Linked DNA regions of Homo sapiens: region 1 is linked to region 2. Evidence: read pairs that join two places in POLR2A ChIA-PET (ENCODE). Cell type or tissue: PC-9. All regions are shown on one strand. Each heading gives the region's core, and the rest is flanking DNA. Links, peaks and the distances in the headings are about the cores only. Region 1 overlaps FGF12 (fibroblast growth factor 12). Region 2 overlaps FGF12 (fibroblast growth factor 12).

Region 1 (12,235 bases), core at 3,652-8,651, 120 kb after region 2:
AAAATATGATTTCTGTGCTATTCAAAATCATAAAAACCCACTATAGATAATTTTGCATCAAAAATCACAAATTTCTAACAACGCACCTTTAATAAGTTTAACACAAATCATAGTTCTCCTTCCACATCACATATTCTCTATTCTATAAGTTGCTTGACCTCCCACTTTGTAAGAATCCTTTCTGTTTCTATTTGAGTATTCTTGTTCTCCCAAGGGATGGATATCTCAGATTTAAAGATAAAGCTTTTATTTTAAAACATGAATACACAACCCAGCACAGTACTATGAAATCTCAGAAGTTCTTCCTAATGTTTAACGTAAATATTTCCTATGCCAGATGTAGCTATTTTCCTTGTCACTTTTGCATCATAGGCTAGAGGATTACAAACTGATTACCCAGACTGCACTTCTCTGCCCTACATACTAGCAAATTCTGCTGCTTCCAATTTTCCACGAAGAGCTCATCCTTCAAGCATCTACTCCATCTGGGGAGCTGTGGTGGCCTTTATCTAAAACTAGATTTAACACCAGAACTCTAGATGTGGGTTTTCAAATGGAATAAGAGGTCATGTGGGATAGAGAGCTCTTTTCTTTCATACTATGTGATGGATGATATCGTTTGGATATCTGTCCCTGCCCAAATCTCATTTTGAAATGTAATCTCCAATGTTGGAGGTGGGGCCTGGTGGGAGATGTTTGAATCATGGGAGCAGATGCCTCATGAATGGCTTGGGTCATCCCCTTGATGATAAGTGAACTCTCTCTCTGAGTTTGCATGAGATCTGGCTGTGTAAAAGTGTGTGGCTTCTCCCCTGCATTGCTCCTGATTTTGCCATGTGACATACCTGCTCCTCCTTTGCCTTGTCATGATTGTAAGCTTCCTGAGGCTTCCCTAGAAACCAAGGAGATGCCAGCACCATGCTTCCTGTAAAACCTGCAGAACTGTGAGCCGATCAAAACTATTGTCTTCATAAATTACCCAGTCTCAAGTATTTCTTTATAGCAATGCAAGAATAATCTAATACAATAGCCTACTTTAATAAAGTTTGAACTTTGTATGCAAATGTTACACATTACTAAAACATTTTTATTTTTATTTATTTATTTTTTGTTTTTTATTTTTTTGAGATGGAGTCTCTCACTCTGTCACCCAGGCTGGAGTGCAGCAGCATGAACCTGGCTCACAGCAGCCTCCGCCTCCTGGGTTCAAGTGATTCTCCTGCCTCAGCCTCCCTAGTAGCTGGGATTACAGGCGTGTGCCACCACGCCTGGCTAATTTTTGTATTTTTAGTAGAGAAAGTGTTTCACCATGTTGGCCAGGCTGGTCTCAAATTCCTGACCTCAAGTGATCCACCAGCCTTGTCCTGTCCTCTCAAAGTGCTGAGATTACAGGCATGAGCTAACATACTTGGCCCTACTAAGACATTTTTAAATAGTGAAAGCCACCCACTAGAACATAAAAGAAAATTTAAAAAAATGCCTCTCTTCCAAATTTCAGCAGTCTTAACTAATTTTATTTCTCTATATTCTCCTAGCTTTTTAACCTGCACTCAGTGTTACCAGATGTAATCAATGTAGATACAGCCATTTGTTGATCGTATACACAGTACTGGTTAAATGTGAACTCTGCAGACAGACTCTCTACATTTGAATCCCAAACCCAGGGGTTATCAGCCCTGCAATCTTGCTCAGTTCCTTCATGTGTAAATTAGGGACCATAATAGTACTACCTAATAATATTACTGTTAGGCTTAATAAATGTAAAGTCCTTCAAAAGTGTTTGGCACATTAAAAGGACCTAATAAATGCTATATTTATTATGACTAGTTATTTAGTTCCTCTATATAACACTAGGTTGGAGCCAATTTTCTGCAGTTGCAGAGTCTACCCAATAACTCTTAATGGCCACACAATATTTCTTTACCTCTTGGCATGTAAACTCATTTAATAATTTCTATACCATTGGGTATTTAAATTGTTTCCATCTTTTACTATTATAGCTAATACTACAAAGAATATCTTCAGACATACAGCTCTTTTTTTTCTCCTTTGAAGTGATTTTATTAAGACAAATTTCTGAGTTTAATAAATGGCTGAAAAGCTGAACATTGTTAGTGAGCCCTGTGTTATAAAGAGAAACAAAACTGACATCCATTCAGGTTAGTGGCAAGGTGTTTCATTAAAGAACATGGAATATTTGTAATACTGTAGTATTACTGAAAAAGAGTAACTTTCATGGGCCACAATTTCAATTTTGTGTTCCACATCCTCCTGCATTCTGAGGTCAATGGAGTCAGGACCTAGCGGTTTTTCAGTAGAAATCTTTCACATATAAAATTCAAGGCCTTTTTGCTCTGATGACCATAGAGCTATTTTTCACAGAAATAAAGCTTTTCCTGATGGTCTTGAAACAACTTCCCACAGCTCAATGAAAAGCAAAAGCATTTTTCTTTTCTCCAAGGAGCCTCAGGCTACATGTAATACAGCACTTAATTTCCTGCACCTTAGTTGGTAACTGTTAAATCAATTCATGAGCAAAGAACTGAACTTTCTTGAAATTCTCCACTCATGCTATTCCACTATATCAACATTTCATAAAACCCCTCATTTCTCCCCTACTATTACTGGGCAAAGTGAACTAAGAAGAGAAAAAGAAAAGAAAAATAATTCAATCTAAGTTACTATGAACCACAGCAGATCTCATGAAGGGTACTGGGGAGAAATAAGATGTTAAGTACATTGCAGGAGCTGACAAACTAATTCTGGATGAGCCAAGTCACAAAAAATTAAGAGAATTATTGTATCTTATACGTTATGTATCCTTCACTATTTCAGCAAAGGTAAACTAAAATGACAAATATGTTTCCACACTTACATAACCCATATATTCCTCCAGATTGTAGAAGAAAAATGCTATGCTGAAATTTTTAAAAAGAAGGAAAAAAGGTAAGACAGATGAATGGATGGAGGGAAGAAAAGTGGGAAGGAAGGAAGGAAGGAAGGAAGGAAGGAAAGAAGGAAGGAAGGAAGGAAGATAAAAGAATCCACTAATTCAATGGGAAGAAAATAGGGAGATATAATGGGTGTTGGTGGATGTTAGAATTCCACCAAAAACACCTCAAATTCCATTTAAATTGATTTGATATGTAGGTTTTTCTTGCCCTTCTGAGTTTCTCAGATAGTATATTGGCAGGCAGCCTCATTCCCTGCAGTAAGGATGGTTCTTAAAAAACTGGACCAAAATCAATCAATTAGACATTGCCAAAGATTTCTCTCCAAGTGTCATCTAAAAATCATTAACTGTGGCATGAAATATCATGGACATTGTATAAGACATCCATGCATCATTTTTGGTTACCAAGGAAGAATAAGCCTCATGTTTGAAACTACAGAGCCTCCTTCATGTCATGTATTTAGTAACATCCAGTACATCTGCTGGCTTTGTATGAATTCAGAGGTTCAAGCACTCTTCAAATTCTTTTCTCCTGTATTCTGTGTTATTCGCCCATTAAACTTTTTCTGAGTCGACATAAGTATCTGCATTGTTGAATGCTGTACTGTCAACCAGAACTATTGTGAATCTGATTCTCAGCCCATTTGCTGGAAGTTACAGTAGCAAGGCTGAAACATTACAATAGCAAGGCAAAGTCTGATTTGGCTCAGAATTCCTGATTTAAACTCCCATCAGCGTATCCCACCCATCTTTGAAATCCAACCTACAAAGCCTAACTTACCATTTCCCACCTACCTGCCTATCTCTAGCTTTCCCTATCACCTCTGCCTTCCTTCTTTCTACTAATGGTATCTTCCAACCTTTACTTAATTTACTCCTAATTTTTCCTTTAGATATCAATTCAAATATTTCTGTTTGGGGGGAAGTCTTTCCCAACCCTCATCCCCAGATTAGATCAGTCCACTCTCATGTATCACATCTGAATGTTTTATAAACAAACACAAAGGCAACTTAATGCAGGAGTCTGAAAGACATACAATATGTCCCAAGGAAGAGGTAGAGAAGCTGAGGACACTAGTTTTGCAGCACTGTAAAAAGAAGTATCCCAAAGGATTCAGAATTTCCCAGGCTACAGACTGACTCCTTGGTTTACTGAGACGTCTTAAAACGGCTCTTCAAAGCTGATCTCCTAATTGTGATTCTTGCCTAGAATCTGATCTGGTCCTACTCATTTCTCTTATCCAGTTCTAGGGTTTTCTGGGAAGACAGGAGAGGGAAAAATATTGACTTTCCTCCAAGTGATATTAGGAATGACTAATAAAAATAATGGTGAGTCCTGGAAAATTCAGAGAGCTGCATTAAAAAATTAATGGCCCGAGTTCCTTGGAGTCATCTGAAAATTAAACAATCACCCAGAGACAAATCCAAATTTTTTTAAAAAAGCATTTCATAAAGACACAGTTTATTCTAGGAATTTTCAGTAACTGTTATTGCTTTTTTGTGGTAGCTATGCTTCAAGTAAGGCTCATTTCGTTTCAAGCCTAACTTAGTTCCATTGCAGACAAGGAAAGGGGACGGGGAGGTTATATTTTCATATTATCTGATTTTGTGAAATTGCTATGTAAAAATGTAATCCATTTCATGAAGATAAAAAACTACTTTAAAACATTTTTAAATAAAATAAAACGTAACCAGTGAAATATGGCTGCATGATTACGGGGCACAGTTGAACCTAATTACCAGCAAATTACAAACCACTCCACTAAATGAATATAAATCCTCAACAATGGAGAAGGGGGCTCTATGACTATATGATATGCTTGGTACTCTTTTAAATGATACTTCCCTATTTGAGTAAAACAAAGAAGAAACTGCAAAGGGATGAGGCAGGATAACTGCGGCTCATTTGTCACAAGGCTCCAACTTGCTTGATTTTTCCCTGTGTGTCAGAGAATGTGCACATTGAAAGAGAGGGAGCTCTCCATCACCAAGAGAGCCCAAAAATAGCCCAACTGATCATAGCCATTGTAAAAATATTCATGGATGTAAGGAAAGATCCTTTCCCAGTCTGATGCTCCTTGACTTGTGATTTGCTAAATTTGAGAAGCCATCACTTACACAACCTGTTTTATAGACAAATCCTTCCAGTTTCAGAAGAAAAAATGTCATCTATCTCAACCTCCATCTCTTTTTCAAACTTCGATAGATGAGAAGAAAATGGTGAATAAATTTTTAGAATCAGTTTTGCAAGATTGGTTTCAAGGAAGGAAGAGAACAGGTGAAGTGGATAGAGCCACACTTCCCACATAACTAAGGGCAAGTTAGTTTTATCACTTTTGGGTAAAGTGTTCCCTATGAGGGGATTTACTCCTTTCATAAGAAAATCAATCTCTTCTTCCAACAAAAGCTACTGAACCACTTATGCTGTTACATAAATGTGTTAATGGGGAAATCCATTCAAACATCTGCACTAAGCACTCTGTATTTATACATATGAATGAGATTGAGAGACACTGCCATTCCTACTGTTTTAGCTTCCACTATAGTGGAAAAGGGAAAATATATACAATATACTCTGATCCAAGGAGAAAGAAGAAAACTTCACAAAATACAAACTTGTTAAAAAATAAAGACAAAAAGACCAAGTTTCCCTGGGGCTGAAGCTGGGTTATGGGCACAGACAAACATAGGGCCTCTAAGAGAGTCCTGCATGCTAGGCAATATTTAGAGTTCTTCCTCACCAGTAGCTCAGGATGCATTCAGATGTAAGCTCGAGGAGTCACGCAGCATCTCTTGGCATTATTGGTTGTTTGCACATCCATGTCTGTAGCTGGACTGCAAACCATTCTCAAGGTGGTAAATATTCTTCCCTGGGGCTTTGTGCATGGTACACCCTCAGTAAATATTAAATGAATGGATGTATATCTGACACTGGGCGTGTCAAGGCTTCGGAAAATTTACTTCCACTCCCATAAAACTTCTTCTTTAAAAAATGCTTGCAAAAATAATAGATAGGAGGATTCAATTTGTGTTTGCAACCTTGAGACAGCAAGCTGAGGAACTGGTTTGTCTGCTTGCTGCCCGTGTCCTTCCTGCTCAGTGGACTGATTCAAGGATTTGAGTCTTCAGGATGTTAAGTGAGTGAATTAAAAAAAAAAAAAAGTAGAACTGAAAACAGTGAAAAATGCCTGTCATCAGCATCGTAATGACTGATCACCATCAGCCAGATAATTATACAGGCTGAAGATGATTTTTACAAACATAAAACCTAAAATAGATGCCTCAAGGTTAACACATCCTAATTATCTTTTGTATAAACATCGTATAAACACTCTATACTCTATTTTTAAAGGTACTGCTAAAGAAAAAATAAAAAGAAATAGAGTTAATAAAGATTATTTGCTATATCCAGAGATATACTGAAATTCCAGAATAAATCTTCCTATTACATTATTACCTATCAAGGTAGAGCAGAGTAAAAATTCCACCAATACAAGCATCTTTGTAAAATAACATATTTAATATGCACACTTACCAAAATATTACAGTGAGAAAATCAGTGACAAGTATTTATGTATATAAAATGTGTAGAGTAAGCCATACCAAAAATAAATAACAGAGAAAGTACTTCAAAAATTCCATATTTGCCTACTGTTTATATACCTCACAAGAACTATACCTATTAACACACTTGAGAGAAGATACATAGTAATAAAAATAGGAACGTGGTCACACTGATGGCTAATCAGAAAAACTATTTGGTGTAAACCAGGGTCGTCAGAGTTTAAGAATTTGGCAAGAAAGAGAGGAAGAGAGAGGAGAGAGAAGAGGGGAAAGAGAGAGAGATAGAATATAGAAGAAATGGTTTCTACTTACAGCTACTATCTAATCCCCTGGCTTTTCTGAAGTTGAAGCCAATAATATGTGAATACTTTAAGGATACGTAAGCATTTGTCCAAATTAGCATGACTGATGTTCAGATAAGGACATAACAAGGACACAGTGTGGCACTAAAGAAACAAAGTTGCTAATAACATACAGCTTTTGCAAGTAAACTGGTTTCCTTCATATCAATCACTGTGGAAGGCTTCACATTTTCTTTATCCAACGATGCCATCAGTACAAAGTCCATGGTTTAGGTGTTTCTTTAAATTATGCTTTAAGAACCTAGGACAGGTCCTTCAACTGTTTTCAAAGGGAAAAAAAATACATCCTAACAAAGTGAAAACAGATCTTTCAAATAATATAGATAATGAAGCTGCATATTAATGTTTTAGATTAAAGATGATTAGTATCTATTATTTCTTTTGTTCAGTACCTGGCATGAGAGCTATCTATAAGTAATCAGACTTTATTTATAGATAAATAAAATTTATAGGAAGCCATTCGTTTAGACTGAGCTCCTGCACCAAGCCCAACAGACCAAACCAAGATGGAGTCACTCATGCTGAAATTCCTCATCACCAAGCCAAAACTAAGTTGTTTATTTGACCTTTTAAGCAATCAGGAGAGACTCACATCCCCAAACAGTCCAGTTTTAGGTACTACGATAAGGAAGTTCCTCCTGCATTAACCTTTGCAAGTAAAGTAACTTTGAAAAGACCAATTTGCTTTTTGTTTTCTATATATGTTTTCCTCTACCCTTTTCTGTTTGTAAAACCAAACTCTGTTCAGCTCATTGAAATATTCATTCTATTTTATAGAATGCAAAATTGCTTGACTCTAGAATGGTAAATAAAAAACAATTAGGATCTTCAAACTAAAATCTGTTGTAATTTTGTCTTTAGAATTATATCTACCTGTTGGGACTAGAAAAGGTTTTGTGAAGGTGGTGTTTTCTAAGTGGGAACTAAAAAGATTGGTAGAAACAATACAGGAAAACACAATAGAAAAATAATGAAGAGAGTTTGCCCAAGGAATGGTAAGATATCCTTTTTAGTTAAGTAAAGTATAAGTAAGATAAACAACTAGAAATGTACTTTGGGGACAAAATGTGAAGAAATATGAATGTCAAGCCACGGAATTTGGACTTTACTCATTGTTCTCCAGGAAATTATGAAAGATTATAAATTACGAGATTGGCTTGACCACATTGTTCAGATAACTCCACATTCCAACCTCCCAGCTAAGGATATTGCCTCACTGTCACCTCACTGAGATGGATTGGAACCCCTTTCCCTGTAATCTGAAACTAACATAAATTATATTACCAACAGCATCTTGTATGTATCACAACACTCCATATAAAACCAACACCTACTGATAAGGGATGGAATAACGTTACTTACTTTTCTAGATTATCAATGTTAACAGTCAGCGATTCATTAAGAATCATCAAACCTTGGAGTTAAAGAGGCTCATATATGCAGTGTTCAAAAAGCAAACGTGGAAACAAATGCTCACTGGCAGGAGAGCTGATTCACCAGTCGTACAGTCACTGCAGAAAATATAGTCCACGTGTTTAAGCACTAAAGTTTCTTTTCCCTCACAAGAGCACAACTTCAAGAGGAAATGCATGGGTAAAATGGATAAATCCCAGGCCTACACAACAACCTAGATGAAGTCTAGAAATTTAGTGCTGAGTAAAATGGACAAGTTTGTTCAAGTCATCATCCAGCGCAAATCACAATGTTCTGAATGTGTTCTGACAAGGTTTTAGAGTGTAGATTCACTACTTTTTTGGTTACAGCTTATTTTAAAATTTATGATTTCTTATAAACTCACAGATAACCAAGGTGCCTTATGAGAAAATGATTCTCATTTTAATGTTGTTGTTGCAAGTTAGAAAACAATACCCCCAACTGAAGGCCTCAGAATCCAATCTTTTTCTGTCCTTTTCCTGTCCTCCTGCCTCTCAGTTCCAATTTTTCCTGAGGTTAGCCATAGAAACTAGACCCCTTCTTTCCCAAGGTGGGTGATAGAAACCAGAACCCCATTTCCCTGAAGCCAGCCAAAAACCTTAACATATTACTCTAACTTGCCCCCTCTACCTTTCTGTACAAAAATTGGCTATGAAAAAATTATCTGACCTACCTTGTTTAACTGTAGGTAATAAGATTCCCTTTCCAGAGAGGGTCCTCACCACACTCAGAAGAAAGGAATACGTACTCAGAAAGGCCAAGAAAAATCTAGACAGACAGGTCTTACTGAGTTTCCCTACTCAGTCTATTAGCATTAAATCATATTCGTTTTGTCCAATCATATTTCTACAGGATACTGTCCATACTTTGTTAAACCTAAGAATAAAAAGGGACAAATTATTCCCCTGCTTCTTTGGGCCTTCATTCTGAAAGGCTTCATGTCATGTAAAACTGTGATCAAACAAATTTATATGCCTTTTTCCTCTCAATCTGCCTCTTGTCAATAATTTTCAGTGAACCTTAAGGCAGCAGAGGAAAATTTTTCTCTTAGCCCGTATACTCTCCATTCATTGATAAAATGATTCACTGCTGTCCCTATCAAAGAATAGATTGTTTCTAAGTGAAGATATTATCTCAAGTTTATTCAGATTTTAGAGATATGCCTAGGCCAGAAGAGAGAAGCCAGAAGTTGGTAAGAGGAGCCAAATTTGAGGAGCAGTCATAAAACACTTATTACTTTTATTGGGCTGAATGAGAAAGCATTCTGTAAAGATTTCTGTCCATATGCATAACTGCTGTGATTGCAAAACCAAGAGACACAGTAAAGACGGTTTTCAAGGGAAACCAAAGAATGATGCTTGGTCTGCAGTGGGGGCAGCTGTTTGATCAATCTCTATAGGGTATTCACATGAAGTTTTTGGTCCACAAGAGGCAAATCTCTTACTATTTTTAACTGGGTAACTATGAGTATTGCTTGCAGAACCTACAACTGTGTTGCAGTGCTCACTACTGCTTGCATGGGTCTTTACAGTGAACATTCTTTCCTCCTTGCGTGTATTCAGAGCACGGAAGTCCACCGCCCAGCATCTGTATGAGGATCTGGCTGTCACAGTCCCTGCAGCTCCTATCCCGTACACATACATTTCCCTGTTTTCTTTTTTTGAGACAGAGTCTCGCTCTGTCGCCCTGGCTGGAGTGCAGTGGTGCGATCTCAGCCCACTGCAACCTTCACCTCCCGGGTTCAAGCGATTCTTCTGCCTCAGCCTCCCAAGTAGCTGGGAATACAGGCGCCTGCCACCATGCCCAGCTAATTTTTGTATTTTTAGTAGAGACGGGGTTTCGCCATGTTGGCCAGGCTAGTCCTGAACTCCTGACCTCGTGATCCACCTGCCTCAGCCTCCCAAAGTGCTGGGATTACAGGTGTGAGACACCGCGCCCAGCCACATTTCTCCTTTAAAGGTTTTACGCTGTTACCAATCAGTCAGCTTACCTACGTTAAAGACTGAAAATCATCACTATGTTAACATATATTGATGAATAGACATTATGTATGTAACAGGATTTTTTTAAATGACAAACTTTGACTAAGGCATCAGGGAATAGATATGAACTCTAAAATTTTATTCCAGAAAATATAGAAATCTGAAAATAGGTAACACAGAAATTGATTACACTGCTCTAAATTCTACAAGGAAGACATAGAAAGTTTAAGAGTAGGGCTTGGTAATTTCTTCATCTAAAACCTAGAGAAAGGGCTTCAATAGGGCCATGGAGAGTTTTTGATCTTCTTCCCATTGTACTGAGAAGCACAGTACACCAACGTCAAAATATAGTCCCACCTAGGAACGTAGAAAGCAAGGGCAAGGAGCTCATCCTATATTTTGACTGAACGGCATTCCCAAAGCTGGTCAAGACAGAGGAGAATGAGTGTATAATACTTCTAGAATAGATGTGGGCCACATGGCAAAAAAGAACCAGCCTAGAGTCTTTTAAAACTCCAATGCAAGAGAACAGGGTAAGAGGAAACGAGGCTTTAATAGGAAAAGCCTACATATGGTAGAAAGTGGAAAACCAAGAGCTGATGGAAAAGTGGTTTGAAGGTGAGAAGTCATCACTGACCGGACAGAGTTTCAGTTGGAGAGCCCACAAAGGGAAGTCTCTAAAAAACCCTTAACTACAGTAGGTAAGCGCTACCCCCAGATTCTTACTGAAGTACCAATCAAGTAACAATTCTCTGGTTCCCTTCCTGCTCCTCCCTCTCCATAGTCTAACTAGTCCTGAAGATATCAGTCATGGTGGTTGGTTTGGGCAGTGGGGGTGACTAAAATTTTTGGTGGCCTTCCTGCAAGAATGTCACAGTTAGGGCCTGATTGTGGATGAGAGTGTGGAATGAATAACCTTTGAATAACGAAGGAAGTGTTTATATTATATTGAGCTGGGAAATTTACTTATTAAGTGAATAAGTGTTTTACAACTTGAAGAAAAATGATGAGTTTCATCCATGGACATGGGAAAATTTTTCTTATGCATAAATTTTTAAAGGACAGTTAAAGAAAATGATCAGTTTGTATACTGATTTTACCTTATAAGTCATGCTTGGTTAATGTATGAGTATATATATATATATATATATATAAAATGTACATTCCCATAGAGAACTTTATTTAACCTAGACAGCCACTCTGTGAGATAAATATGTCTCTCATTTCATAGGTAAAGAAAATGACTCTAAGAGAGAGCATTTAAGACAATCAATAGCTTGCTTGAATTGAATGAACTGCCAGACATTTTTCTAAGCATTTCACATATTTATTTCATTTAATTCTAATAACAACCCTATGAAGTAGTCACTATTATATTCCCCATTTTATAGATGAAGAAACAGAGGCATAGAGATACTAAAGTTCACAGCCAGCAAGTGATATGGTCAGCAATTACACCTGTCAGTTGAGCTTCAGAGCCTACAGTCCTATCCAGGAGGCACATGATATAGTGAGTGAGCAGCAAAGCCAGCGTCTACACCAGAAATCCTGAATGAGATTTCCCCTAGATCAATTTGTGAGGACTCAGCTGTATCATAAACAATAAAACAAAAGTTAAAAAGGAAGGAGGGCAGCACAACAGGTCTGTCACTATCTTGCTGTGTGGCATGGGGTAAATAACTTACATTTTCTGGGCTTGAGTTTCCATGTCGATTAAATTAAGGAAATGGACTAGAGAGTCTCCAGGGTCCCTTCCAGATTTGAATTTGATTTCCAGCTCTAAAAGAATATGTGTGTGGTGGGTAGCTAATGCATATTAAATTATGCAAACAATTTAGCCTTGCATTTGACTGCAGGGCTGATGAAATATTTTTAAAATTTACATTTACATAAGAGATAGTTTTGAAAAAATGCTATCTGAACATAACATGCAATCAAAA
Region 2 (12,235 bases), core at 4,659-9,658:
ATCCATGTCCCTACAAAGGACATGAACTCATCATTTTTTATGGCTGCATAGTATTCCATGGTGTATATGTGCCACATTTTCTTAATCCAGTCTATCATTGTTGGACATTTGGGTTGGTTCCAAGTCTTTGCTATTGTGAATAATGCCGCAATAAACATATGTCTGCATGTGTCTTTATAGCAGCATGATTTATAGTCATTTGGGTATATACCCAGTAATGGGATGGCTGGGTCAAATGGTATTTCCAGTTCTAGATCCCTGAGGAATCGCCACACTGACTTCCACAATGGTTGAACTAGTTTACAGTCCCACCAACAGTGTAAAAGTGTTCCTATTTCTCCACGTCCTCTCCAGCACCTGTTGTCTCCTGACTTTTTAATGATTGCCATTCTAACTGGTGTGAGATGGTATCTCATAGTGGTTTTGATTTGCATTTCTCTGATGGCCAGTGATGATGAGCATTTTTTCATGTGTTTTTTGGCTGCATAAATGTCTTCTTTTGAGAAGTGTCTGTTCATGTCCTTCGCCCACTTTTTGATGGGGTTGTTTGTTTTTTTCTTGTAAATTTGTTTGAGTTCATTGTAGATTCTGGATATTAGCCCTTTGTCAGATGACTAGGTTGCGAAAATTTTCTCCCATTTTGTAGGTTGCCTGTTCACTCTGATGGTAGTTTCTTTTGCTGTGCAGAAGCTCTTTAGTTTAATTAGATCCCATTTGTCAATTTTGGCTTTTGTTGCCATTGCTTTTGGTGTTTTGGACATGAAGTCCTTGCCCATGCCTATGTCCTGAATGGTAATGCCTAGGTTTTCTTCTAGGGTTTTTATGGTTTTAGGTCTAACGTTTAAATCTTTAATCCATCTTGAATTGATTTTTGTATAAGGTGTAAGGAAGGGATCCAGTTTCAGCTTCCTACATATGGCTATCCAGTTTTCCCAGCACCATTTATTAAATGGGGAATCCTTTCCCCATTGCTTGGTTTTCTCAGGTTTGTCAAAGATCAGATAGTTGTAGGTATGCGGCATTATTTCTGAGGGCTCTATTCTGTTCCATTGATCTATATCTCTGTTTTGGTACCAGTACCATGCTGTTTTGGTTACTGTAGCCTTGTAGTATAGTTTGAAGTCAGGTAGTGTGATGCCTCCAGCTTTGCTCTTTTGGCTTAGGATTGACTTGGCAATGCGGGCTCTTTTTTGGTTCCATATGAACTTTAAAGTAGTTTTTTCCAATTCTGTGAAGAAAGTCATTGGTAGCTTGATGGGGATGGCATTGAATCTGTAAATTACCTTGGGCAGTATGGCCATTTTCACGACATTGATTCTTCCTAGCCATGAGCATGGAATGTTCTTCCATTTGTTTGTATCCTCTTTTATTTCCTTGAGCAGTGGTTTGTAGTTCTCCTTGAAGAGGTCCTTCACACCCCTTGTAAGTTGGATTCCTAGGTATTTTATTCTCTTTGAAGCAATTGTGAATGGGAGTTCACTCATGATTTGGCTCTCTGTTTGTCTGTTGTTGGTGTATAAGAATGCTTGTGATTTTTGTACATTGATTTTGTATCCTGGGACTTTGCTGAAGTTGCTTATCAGCTTAAGGAGATTTTGGGCTGAGACAATGGGGTTTTCTAGACATACAATCATGTCGTCTGCAAACAGGGACAATTTGACTTCCTCTTTTCCTAATTGAATACCCTTTATTTCCTTCCCCTGCCTAATTGCCCTGGCCAGAACTTCCAACACTATGTTGAATAGGAGTGGTGAGAGAGGGCACCCCTGTCTTGTGCCAGTTTTCAAAGGGAATGCTTCCAGTTTTTGCCCATTCAGTATGATATTGGCTGTGGGTTTGTCATAGATAGCTCTTATTATTTTGAAATACGTCCCATCAATACCTAATTTATTGAGAGTTTTTAGCATGAAGGGTTGTTGAATTTTGTCAAAGGCTTTTTCTGCATCTATTGAGATAATCATGTGGTTTTTGTCTTTGGCTCTGTTTATATGCTGGATTACATTTATTGATTTGCGTATATTGAACCAGCCTTGCATCCCAGGGATGAAGCCCACTTGATCATGGTGGATAAGCTTTTTGATGTGCTGCTGGATTCGGTTTGCCAGTATTTTATTGAGGATTTTTGCATCAATGTTCATCAAGGATATTGGTCTAAAATTCTCTTTTTTGGTTGTGTCTCTGCCCGGCTTTGGTATCAGAATGATGCTGGCCTCATAAAATGAGTTAGGGAGGATTCCCTCTTTTTCTATTGATTGGAATAGTTTCAGAAGGAATGGTACCAGTTCCTCCTCGTACCTCTGGTAGAATTCGGCTGTGAATCCATCTGGTCCTGGACTCTTTTTGGTTGGTAAACTATTGATTATTGCCACAATTTCAGCTCCTGTTATTGGTCTATTCAGAGATTCAACTTCTTCCTGGTTTAGTCTTGGGAGAGTGTATGTGTCGAGGAATTTATCCATTTCTTCTAGATTTTCTAGTTTATTTGCGTAGAGGTGTTTGTAGTATTCTCTGATGGTAGTTTGTATTTCTGTGGGATCGGTGGTGATATCCCCTTTATCATTTTTTATTGTGTCTATTTGATTCTTCTTTTTTTCTTTATTAGTCTTGCTAGCGGTCTATCAATTTTGTTGATCCTTTCAAAAAACCAGCTCCTGGATTCATTGATTTTTTGAAGGGTTTTTTGTGTCTCTATTTCCTTCAGTTCTGCTCTGATTTTAGTTATTTCTTGCCTTCTGCTAGCTTTTGAATGTGTTTGCTCTTGCTTTTCTAGTTCTTTTAATTGTGATGTTAGGGTGTCAATTTTGGATCTTTCCTGCTTTCTCTTGTGGGCATTTAGTGCTATAAATTTCCCTCTACACACTGCTTTGAATGCGTCCCAGAGATTCTGGTATGTTATGTCTTTGTTCTTGTTGGTTTCAAAGAACATCTTTATTTCTGCCTTCATTTCGTTATGTACCCAGTAGTCATTCAGGAGCAGGTTGTTCAGTTTCCATGTAGTTGAGCGGCTTTGAGTGAGATTCTTAATCCTGAGTTCTAGTTTGATTGCACTGTGGTCTGAGAGATAGTTTGTTATAATTTCTGTTCTTTTACATTTGCTGAGGAGAGCTTTACTTCCAACTATGTGGTCAATTTTGGAATGGGTGTGGTGTGGTGCTGAAAAAAATGTATATTCTGTTGAATTGGGGTGGAGAGTTCTGTAGATGTCTATTAGGTCCGCTTGGTGCAGAGCTGAGTTCAATTCCTGGGTATCCTTGTTGACTTTCTGTCTCGTTGATCTGTCTAATGTTGACAGTGGGGTGTTAAAGTCTCCCATTATTAATGTGTGTGAGTCTAAGTCTCTTTGTAGGTCACTCAGGACTTGCTTTATGAATCTGGGTGCTCCTGTATTGGGTGCATATATATTTAGGACAGTTAGCTCTTCTTGTTGAATTGATCCCTTTACCATTATGTAATGGCCTTCTTTGTCTCTTTTGATCTTTGTTGGTTTAAAGTCTGTTTTATCAGAGACTAGGATTGCAACCCCTGCCTTTTTTTGTTTTCCATTTGCTTGGTAGATCTTCCTCCATCCTTTTATTTTGAGCCTATGTGTGTCTCTGCATGTGAGATGGGTTTCCTGAATACAGCACACTGATGGGTCTTGACTCTTTATCCAATTTGCCAGTCTGTGTCTTTTAATTGGAGCATTTAGTCCATTTACATTGAAAGTTAATATTGTTATGTGTGAATTTGATCCTGTCATTATGATGTTAGCTGGTGATTTTGCTCGTTAGTTGATGCAGTTTCTTCCTAGTCTCGATGGTCTTTACATTTTGGCATGATTTTGCAGTGGCTGGTACCGGTTGTTCCTTTCCATGTTTAGCGCTTCCTTCAGGAGCTCTTTTAGGGCAGGCCTGGTGGTGACAAAATCTCTCAGCATTTGCTTGTCTGTAAAGTATTTTATTTCTCCTTCACTTATGAAGCTTAGTTTGGCTGGATATGAAATTCTGGGTTGAAAATTCTTTTCTTTAAGAATGTTGAATATTGGCCCCCACTCTCTTCTGGCTTGTAGGGTTTCTGCCGAGAGATCCGCTGTTAGTCTGATGGGCTTCCCTTTGAGGGTAACCCGACCTTTCTCTCTGGCTGCCCTTAACATTTTTTCCTTCATTTCAACTTTGGTGAATCTGACAATTATGTGTCTTGGAGTTGCTCTTCTCGAGGAGTATCTTTGTGGCGTTCTCTGTATTTCCTGAATCTGAACGTTGGCCTGCCTTGCTAGATTGGGGAAGTTCTCCTGGATAATATCCTGCAGAGTGTCTTCCAACTTGGTTCCATTCTCCCCATCACTTTCAGGTACACCAATCAGACGTAGATTTGGTCTTTTCACATAGTCCCATATTTCTTGGAGGCTTTGCTCATTTCTTTTTATTCTTTTTTCTCTAAACTTCCCTTCTCGCTTCATTTCATTCATTTCATCTTCCATTGCTGATACCCTTCTTCCAGTTGATCGCATCGGCTCCTGAGGCTTCTGCATTCTTCATGTAGTTCTCGAGCCTTGGTTTTCAGCTCCATCAGCTCCTTTAAGCACTTCTCTGTATTGGTTATTCTAGTTATACATTCTTCTAAATTTTTTTCAAAGTTTTCAACTTCTTTGCCTTTGGTTTGAATGTCCTCCCGTAGCTCAGAGTAATTTGATCGTCTGAAGCCTTCTTCTCTCAGCTCGTCAAAGTCATTCTCCATCCAGCTTTGTTCCGTTGCTGGTGAGGAACTGCGTTCCTTTGGAGGAGGAGAGACGCTCTGCATTTTAGAGTTTCCAGTTTTTCTGTTCTGTTTTTTCCCCATTTTTGTGGTTTTATCTACTTTTGGTCTTTGATGATGGTGATATACAGATGGGTTTTCGGTGTGGATGTCCTTTCTGTTTGTTAGTTTTCCTTCTAACAGACAGGACCCTCAGCTGCAGGTCTGTTGGAGTACCCTGCTGTGAGAGGTGTCAGTGTGCCCCTGCTGGGCGGTGCCTCCCAGTTAGGCTGCTCGGGGGTCAGGGGTCAGGGACCCACTTGAGGAGGTAGTCTGCCCGTTCTCAGATCTCCAGCTGCGTGCTGGGAGAACCACTGCTCTCTTCAAAGCTGTCAGACAGGGACCTTTAAGTCTGCAGAGGTTACTGCTGTCTTTTTGTTTGTCTGTGCCCTGCCCCCAGAGGTGGAGCCTACAGAGGCAGGCAGGCCTCCTTGAGCTGTGGTGGGCTCCACCCAGTTCGAGCTTCCCGGCTGCTTTGTTTACCTAAACAAGCCTGGGCAATGGCGGGCGCCCCTCCCCCAGCCTCGCTGCCGCCTTGCAGTTTGATCTCAGACTGCTGTGCTAGCAATCAGCGAGATTCCGTGGGCGTAGGACCCTCCGAGCCAGGTGTGGGATATAGTCTCGTGGTGCGCCGTTTTTTAAGCCGGTCTGAAAAGCGCAATATTCGGGTGGGAGTGACCCGATTTTCCAGGTGCGTCTGTCACCCCTTTCTTTGACTCGGAAAGGGAACTCCCTGCCCCCTTGCGCTTCCCAGGTGAGGCAATGCCTCGCCCTGCTTCGGCTCGCGCACGGTGCGCGCACCCACTGACCTGCGCCCACTGTCTGGCACTCCCTAGTGAGATGAACCCGGTACCTCAGATGGAAATGCAGAAATCACCGGTCTTCTGCATTGCTCACGCTGGGAGCTGTAGACCGGAGCTGTTCCTATTCGGCCGTCTTTCAGCATTTGAAACTTTTATGAGTTGTTCTGGTGCTTTGCAAACACAATCACAATTTCGTAGGAATAAATCTAGCTGAAGTCCCACTGTGTGTATAGGGCCCACTGTTTATCTAATATACCCATTCCAAGTACCATAATTCTGAATGCAATTGAAAGGTGAGGTTCATTTGGGCGATCTAAAACATGTTCTTTTGTTTTGGGGGGGAGCTTAAGAAGCCTAAACAAACAAAAAATAAATTAAGAATTACTAATGTCATTGCTTCTGGCCTTTTGGCTATGAACAAGTATGGAGAATTACTAATACCACATAGAAAATGGGAATCACATGTACTTTATAGTAAAATTTATTCATGATCTTATATAAATATCAGCACTAGAATTTGGAGTTCTGCTATTAATTTCTAATCACATACTATTAAGCATTTAGGGGAAACCTTTAGCAAGTATGTCCAGAGAACTGTCTAGGCTCTGACCTTCAATAGCTACATGAATTCTACAACTCTTAAACTGTGGTTCTCAAATTATTCTTATCCTATGCCAGATTAAGTTTCTCTCTTCCTAATAATCAGATCCTTATTATTAACCAGAAAGATTCCTAGTCCCTTGATTTGTAGTAGCTCGAAGTGCAATGTATTTCAAGAGGGACTTTTTCCATCTCTTTCTGTTATAATGCGCAATATTATTTCACCAGGAATAGATTTGCCATGCTTTAGGAGGTGCTAGAATTTTTTTTAAATCTCTTTTTTTTCTTCAAAAATTATTTTCCTGTTTCCTCTGTGTTATGCACTGGAGGCCACTTCAGCTATGAGAACAAAATTTGATATTTTAGTTCTTATGATAAGCAGTAATTTCTAGACTGGAAATAACATGAAAACAAAACAAAGAAACAGAAACTCCCTATCTTTCTTGTCTTCCCAGTTCCCCAATCCTGTTCCACAAAAACTCAGATTCAGTGGCACTTCTCATATGAAATTGGAAGCAAATCCTCTAATTTAGACAATATGGGATGTTACTAGTTAACTATGTCTCACTCAGGACCTTGGGGCAACACTTGTGATATAGATTTTATTTTCAGCAGGTATGATGTTATAGATAGTACTTAGTATAAAACTGATTTAAACTTTGTTTCTCTCTGATTGCACTTGATACTATTTTTCCAACACAGTTTCAGTACCCAAATTTCAAGGATGTTCAGTGTCCTAAAGATGCAAGGCCTGCAAGATAAATAAACAATGTTATTTCCCTTTCATCTGGCCTGCAAGATAAATAAACAATGTTATTTCCCTTTCATCTGGCTTTTCTGGGTTGTCCTTGATCAAGCCGCTTGCCCTCTTTCTATTCATTTGTCAAGTACATAGAGTAGGAAAAGAAATATTTGCTTCCCTCACCCCAGGATATTTCTGAGATAAAATATCATTGCTCCTCTAATGCATGTATCATCATAATAGTTTTGGACAAATGGTAAAATACGATCATGTTTTGAAGAGGAAGCATTTCTTTTTGGTTCTTCTGTACTCTTTCTTCAAATCAAAGCACACTCTTATTTCACTTCTTTTCTTCTTATTTTTCCTCTATTCTGACTTACATTTCAATTTTCTTCCTTCTTCTTAATGTTTCTTTCTATTCATGCTTTTGACTTTTCTAGAGCTATCGTAGATTGAAACGGAGAGATTTAACCCAGCTTTCTGAGTGAAAATAAGGTAGAGATTTGGTGCGAGAGTGTTCCTCCTTATTTTCAGACACAAGGACAAGCAGGTTTCTAATAACACAGCTCACAGTATGTACTACTTTAAAGCACAGTATTTACTAGAAACCAGTTTAACCCTTGAATGTCAGCAGAATGCACTTGTGAGATAGACAGTAGTTACCAGGTGACCCAGCACAGTGAAGGTTTTGATTTTAACAGCTGTCTGAGCATGCACTGACCATGTAGCCATAGAAAGCCCTGCAGTTCTGGTAACACAAATACAATGCAACACTTGGTCAGAACAGGACCATAATATATTGACTCTGTGATGATATATGGTATTTGTTCTATTTATTTAATTCTTGCTTCATTTTAAAGTGAAAAATTTACACTTTTAGAAAAGAGAAATGTGAAATATATATCACTGAGCTTTGAAGTATTGTCAAAAACAATCCATTTTCTCTTTGTAGGATTAGGTATGGATTTTTTCCAGGGCAAGCTTTCTATTTAATATTTTTCTATTACATTCTTTTCATGGGTGCCTGTGTTGCAAATGCAGTTACCAGAATATGCAGGCTTTCCTTGCCATCGTGATGGCTCAGATTCCCCTATTTACAACTTCTAACATTCAACAATAACTTCTATTTTAGTTATAAATTTCTTCTGAAAAAATTACAATGAAACAAAGACTTTCTTAAAAGTATGAAAAAAGTAAAATCTTGGGCATTGCTGTTATTTATAAAGCACACAGCTATAATAAACCGGGTGCCAAGTACCATCCTATGAGTACTCTCCTATTAAGCATTAGTCATCCTCATAATAATATCTAACGTTAACTGAGCACTTACTATATGCCTGCACATTATACATACAAACAGTTTTTTAAATGACCATAAAAATAGATACTTTTAGTGGCCTGTTTTGCAGCTGAGTAAACTGAAGAACAAAGAGGGTAACCTGTCCAAAGTAATATAGCAATACAGGGCAGTCAGCTTTAAAATCCATTTGAGACTAACCCTGGTGCCCCTGCTCTAAGCTGATAGCCTAACAGTTGAGTATGTGTAAATATGCTGAAAAACATAAAACTGTTTTGACTGGTCGTAAGTCAAAACCTTGACCCCAAACCTCATGGTTGTACACAGCACTTTCTGGAATTCTACTACATCTTTCTGGTCAATCAGCTCTCTCATGCTTCGCAAGTTACTTATTTCACACCTTCCCCTTGTACCTCAAGCTTCCAATACCACCTTAGCCCCTCCACAGACTCAGGAAATAGACCTGCCTGCTTTTCCCTTTTCTCTTTCTTTCTTTCTTTCTCTTTCTTTCTTTCTTTCTTTCTTTCTTTCTTTCTTTCTTTCTTTCTTTCTTTTCTTTCTCTCTCTTTCTTTTTCTTTCTTTCTCTTTCTTTTTCTTTTTTCTTTCTTTCTTTCTTCTTTTTTCTTGCTTTCTTGCTCTTTGTCTCTCTCTCCCTTCCTTCCTCTCTCTTTCCTTTTTCTTTCTTCTTTCCTTCCCTCCCTTCCTCCCGCCCTCCCTCTCTCCCTCCCTCCCTTTCTTTCTCTTTCTTTCTTTCTTCTCGTCTTTCTCTTTTTTTCTTCTTCCTTCTTTCTTTCTCTCTGTTTTTTCCCTCCCTCCCTCCCTCCCTTCCTTCCCTCCCTCCCTCTCTCTCTCTCTTTCTCCTTCCTTCCCTCCTTCCTTCCTTCTCCCTCTCTCCTTCTTATTCTTCCTCTTTATTTTCCAAGACAATAAACTGTCTGACTTTGCATTTCACTTAGAAAGGAGAATTAGATGAGAAATGTTTTCATGGCAAAAATTACCAACCTATGGACATCTGCCCCCACGTGTTCTGACTCCTGCTTGTTACAATGCTTGCACTGTGCAGTTCTTACCTAAATCTAGAGCGCCATGGTGCACTCAGTCCCAGCCCTTCTACTCAGTGTTCTTTGGTGTCCCTCTCTCCTGTGATCCCAATGTCTGCTTATCCCAGATTGTTCCCATCAGTATATGAATGTATGAAATAGCTTTAAAAACAAAGAACCCTACCATGTAACTGTCATGTTTCTCACCAGCTCCCTCCTCATTTCTCTACTTCCTTTTTATAGCAGCAGTTCTCAAAAGAACTTTAATATTCAATATTACCTTCTTCTTTTCTTTGCCTCCAGTTATCATTTAATTCTTTCCATTCAGACTTATTTCTCACTGTTTCACCAAAATCACTCATGTCAAGTCACTACTGACCACGAGTTACAAAAGCAAAGATCAATTCTCATTTAGCAGCTTGCTAGACACTCCAGCAGTGTTGGATACAGTTAATTATTTCCTCCTTTTTGACAAGATGTTTTCACTTGGCTTCTTGAACATCAATCAAAATAGCCTAGTCTTTCTGCAAATCACTGGCTACTCTATTTTATTCTCCTTTGCAGGAGCCTCCTTTTCCAATAAATGTTAGTGTTCCCCAGGAGTAAGTCAGCAATTACATTCATTTTCTTAGCAGTGTGAAGAAACTAGGGAAGTATTCTCCCCATTTCTTGTCACAACTATAGTGATGGAGGTCAAGGTGGTATTACTAATATTCTATAATGTGAGAAAGTTCCACACAATAGAATAATTTTTCCAAACAAGATAGTCTCCCCATTTGAAAAGTAGTCATAGAACCTAGGGCAGTGGTTGTCAAGCGGTGGTGAATTTGCCTTCAGTGAATCTTTCGTAATGTCTGAGACATGTTTGTTTGTCACCACTAGAGAGGATGATTTGCTATTGGTATCCTGAACATAGAGGCTATAGATGTTGCTACATATCCTCCAATGCACAGGGAAGTGCCCCACAACAAGGAATTATAGAACCCAAAGTCCCAAAATGTCAGTAGTGTCTGAGTTGTAATAACCAGTACTAGGGGATTACAAGTGATTTTAAAATGTCATATTTAAGTAGTGTGTGTGTGTGTGTGTGTGTGTGTGTGTGTGTGTACACATTTCAGCACACAGACCCATTATTCGCCCAGTTCATCATGCCTAACACCTAAAAGTCATCCCTGATTTCTGTCTTTATCTAACAACCTACATCCAATCCATTAGCATGCTCTATCAGGTCTACCTTCAAAATAAATTCAAAGTCATTCTCTCTACCTCTAGTTATAAAACCCTAGAGTCCAATCTAATACTATCTTGCTTAAGATCCTGGATGATTTCACTGCAATTCTGCTCAAAATCTATAATGAATCCCCATCACATTAACCATAAAATCTAAAGTCCTGAAGGTGGTTACAAGCCCTCAATTTATAGTCTTTCCTTTCTCTCTAAGTTCATCTCCTACCTTCCATTCCTTTAATCAATCCATTCTAGTCACATTGGCTTTCTTGCTCATTATTAGGCATCCTCGGAGTCTATAAAAGCCTTTGGAATCTCTCAGCTTTGCCTGCAAAAACCTTGTGCCACATCTTTGCATGGTTTACTACTAAATTTCATTCAGATTACTGTTCAAACATCATTTACGTCATCTTCTCTAAAAAATTTACCTTCATCATCCTTTTTAAAATAGTCCCATATTTTTTTCTTGGAACTAATCTCTAGTGATGTTTTAAAATGCTTGCTTATTTTTAATTGCGTATTTTTTACCCATTTCTAGACATAAATGCTATCAAGTCAAAATTGTCTTTCCTTGAGTACTAACTGTGTCCCCATTAGTACAGTGAAAGACGCTTAGTAGATGTTTCATAGTTATGTTCCAAATGAATATTCCTATCTACTATGCTACAGTGACTAACTGAAGAAGTCTTTGGTTGGAGTAAAGCTGATTTTTCTTTCACCTTTAAAGTCAGTGAATCTTTACTTTATCTAAGGTCCTAAACTTGGGCTGAGTTCCCTGAAACTGACCAATATAAAGGTAAAATAGATGACTTTGACACAAATGGAGCAAGGAATACTATACGGTAGACAATATTTATCAAGCTCCTTTAGTTAAGTGATATTTGAATAATCAAATAATAAGCCTCATCTTCACAGAAATAAGAAAAATCAATGAAACAGAAAATAAACCAAGAAAGCTGACGACCACCCTTACCTTTCCTTGTATATATGGTGCATTATAGAGTCTAGAAAGGAAAGAGATTCTAAGGATCATTGCATCAGACAGTTCCCTAAACTTAGTGATTGTCAAGGCATGACCCCTAACCACCACCACCAACAGCAGGAACGTTAAGAAATGCAAATTATTTGGCCAGCTCAAACGTACAGAATTAAAAATTCAGGAGATGGGGCCTAGCAATCTATGCTTTAGTGGGCTCTCTAGGTAATTCTGATGCACACTCAACTTGTAGAGTTGCTGTCCTTAATTCTTCCATGAGAAATACCCGGATGTTCTAAGAATACACATTTGTATCTATGTCTTGCCTCTGCAGATTCTAATTCATAAGAAGTTACACACAAATACACACACACACACAACTGATTAAGTAACTAAATTGAATAACTTTAAGGAATGACAACGCCTATTTACACACACACACACACACACACACACACACATCACATCACATTTGTAGTAGGAAAAGCATGACATCTGAAGTTACCAGGTAACAATTCTAGTTTTGCTTCTTTCTAGCTGTATACACCTAAGTGAGTTAACCTCTAGAAATGACATCTTTCTCGTGTTTAAAATAGGGATAGTAAATCTTAACCTTCATACTTCCAAGGATTTAGTGGCTATTAAATGATACTTTGGTTCAGAAAGCATGTTGAAAGGACAATATGCCATTCAAATGGAATATAAGGTAGTATAGCTGCTACTAATTATCACTTTATATTGTTGCTGTATTCTTGACAGATCCTTTGAAATTTGAG

The links. ChIA-PET counts read pairs that join two places held together with the same protein. Peaks named below come from ENCODE experiments on the same cell type or tissue, not always from the same donor. Only the 100,000 strongest peaks of a DNase experiment are listed, where the experiment ranks them.
Region 1: POLR2A ChIA-PET joins it to region 2 with 5 read pairs; 1 of 35 experiments calls an interaction of 5 or more read pairs at or near these places.

Annotation. Positions count from the first base shown.
Region 1 is chr3:192,267,806-192,280,040 of GRCh38, forward strand. All of the region lies in intron 4 of FGF12 (fibroblast growth factor 12), which reads right to left. The region is part of intron 3 of FGF12-AS1 (FGF12 antisense RNA 1); the gene reads left to right. Among named protein-coding and RNA genes, the nearest start is that of FGF12-AS1, 35 kb to the left of the region's middle. In PC-9, for the core only: no CTCF peak of the experiment used is centred there; DNase peaks (open chromatin) are centred at 5,976 and 8,226; H3K27ac peaks cover 886 bases.
Region 2 is chr3:192,149,617-192,161,851 of GRCh38, forward strand. The region is part of intron 5 of FGF12 (fibroblast growth factor 12); the gene reads right to left. Among named protein-coding and RNA genes, the nearest start is that of FGF12-AS1, 83 kb to the right of the region's middle. In PC-9, for the core only: no CTCF peak of the experiment used is centred there; no DNase peak of the experiment used is centred there; H3K4me3 peaks cover 1,106 bases.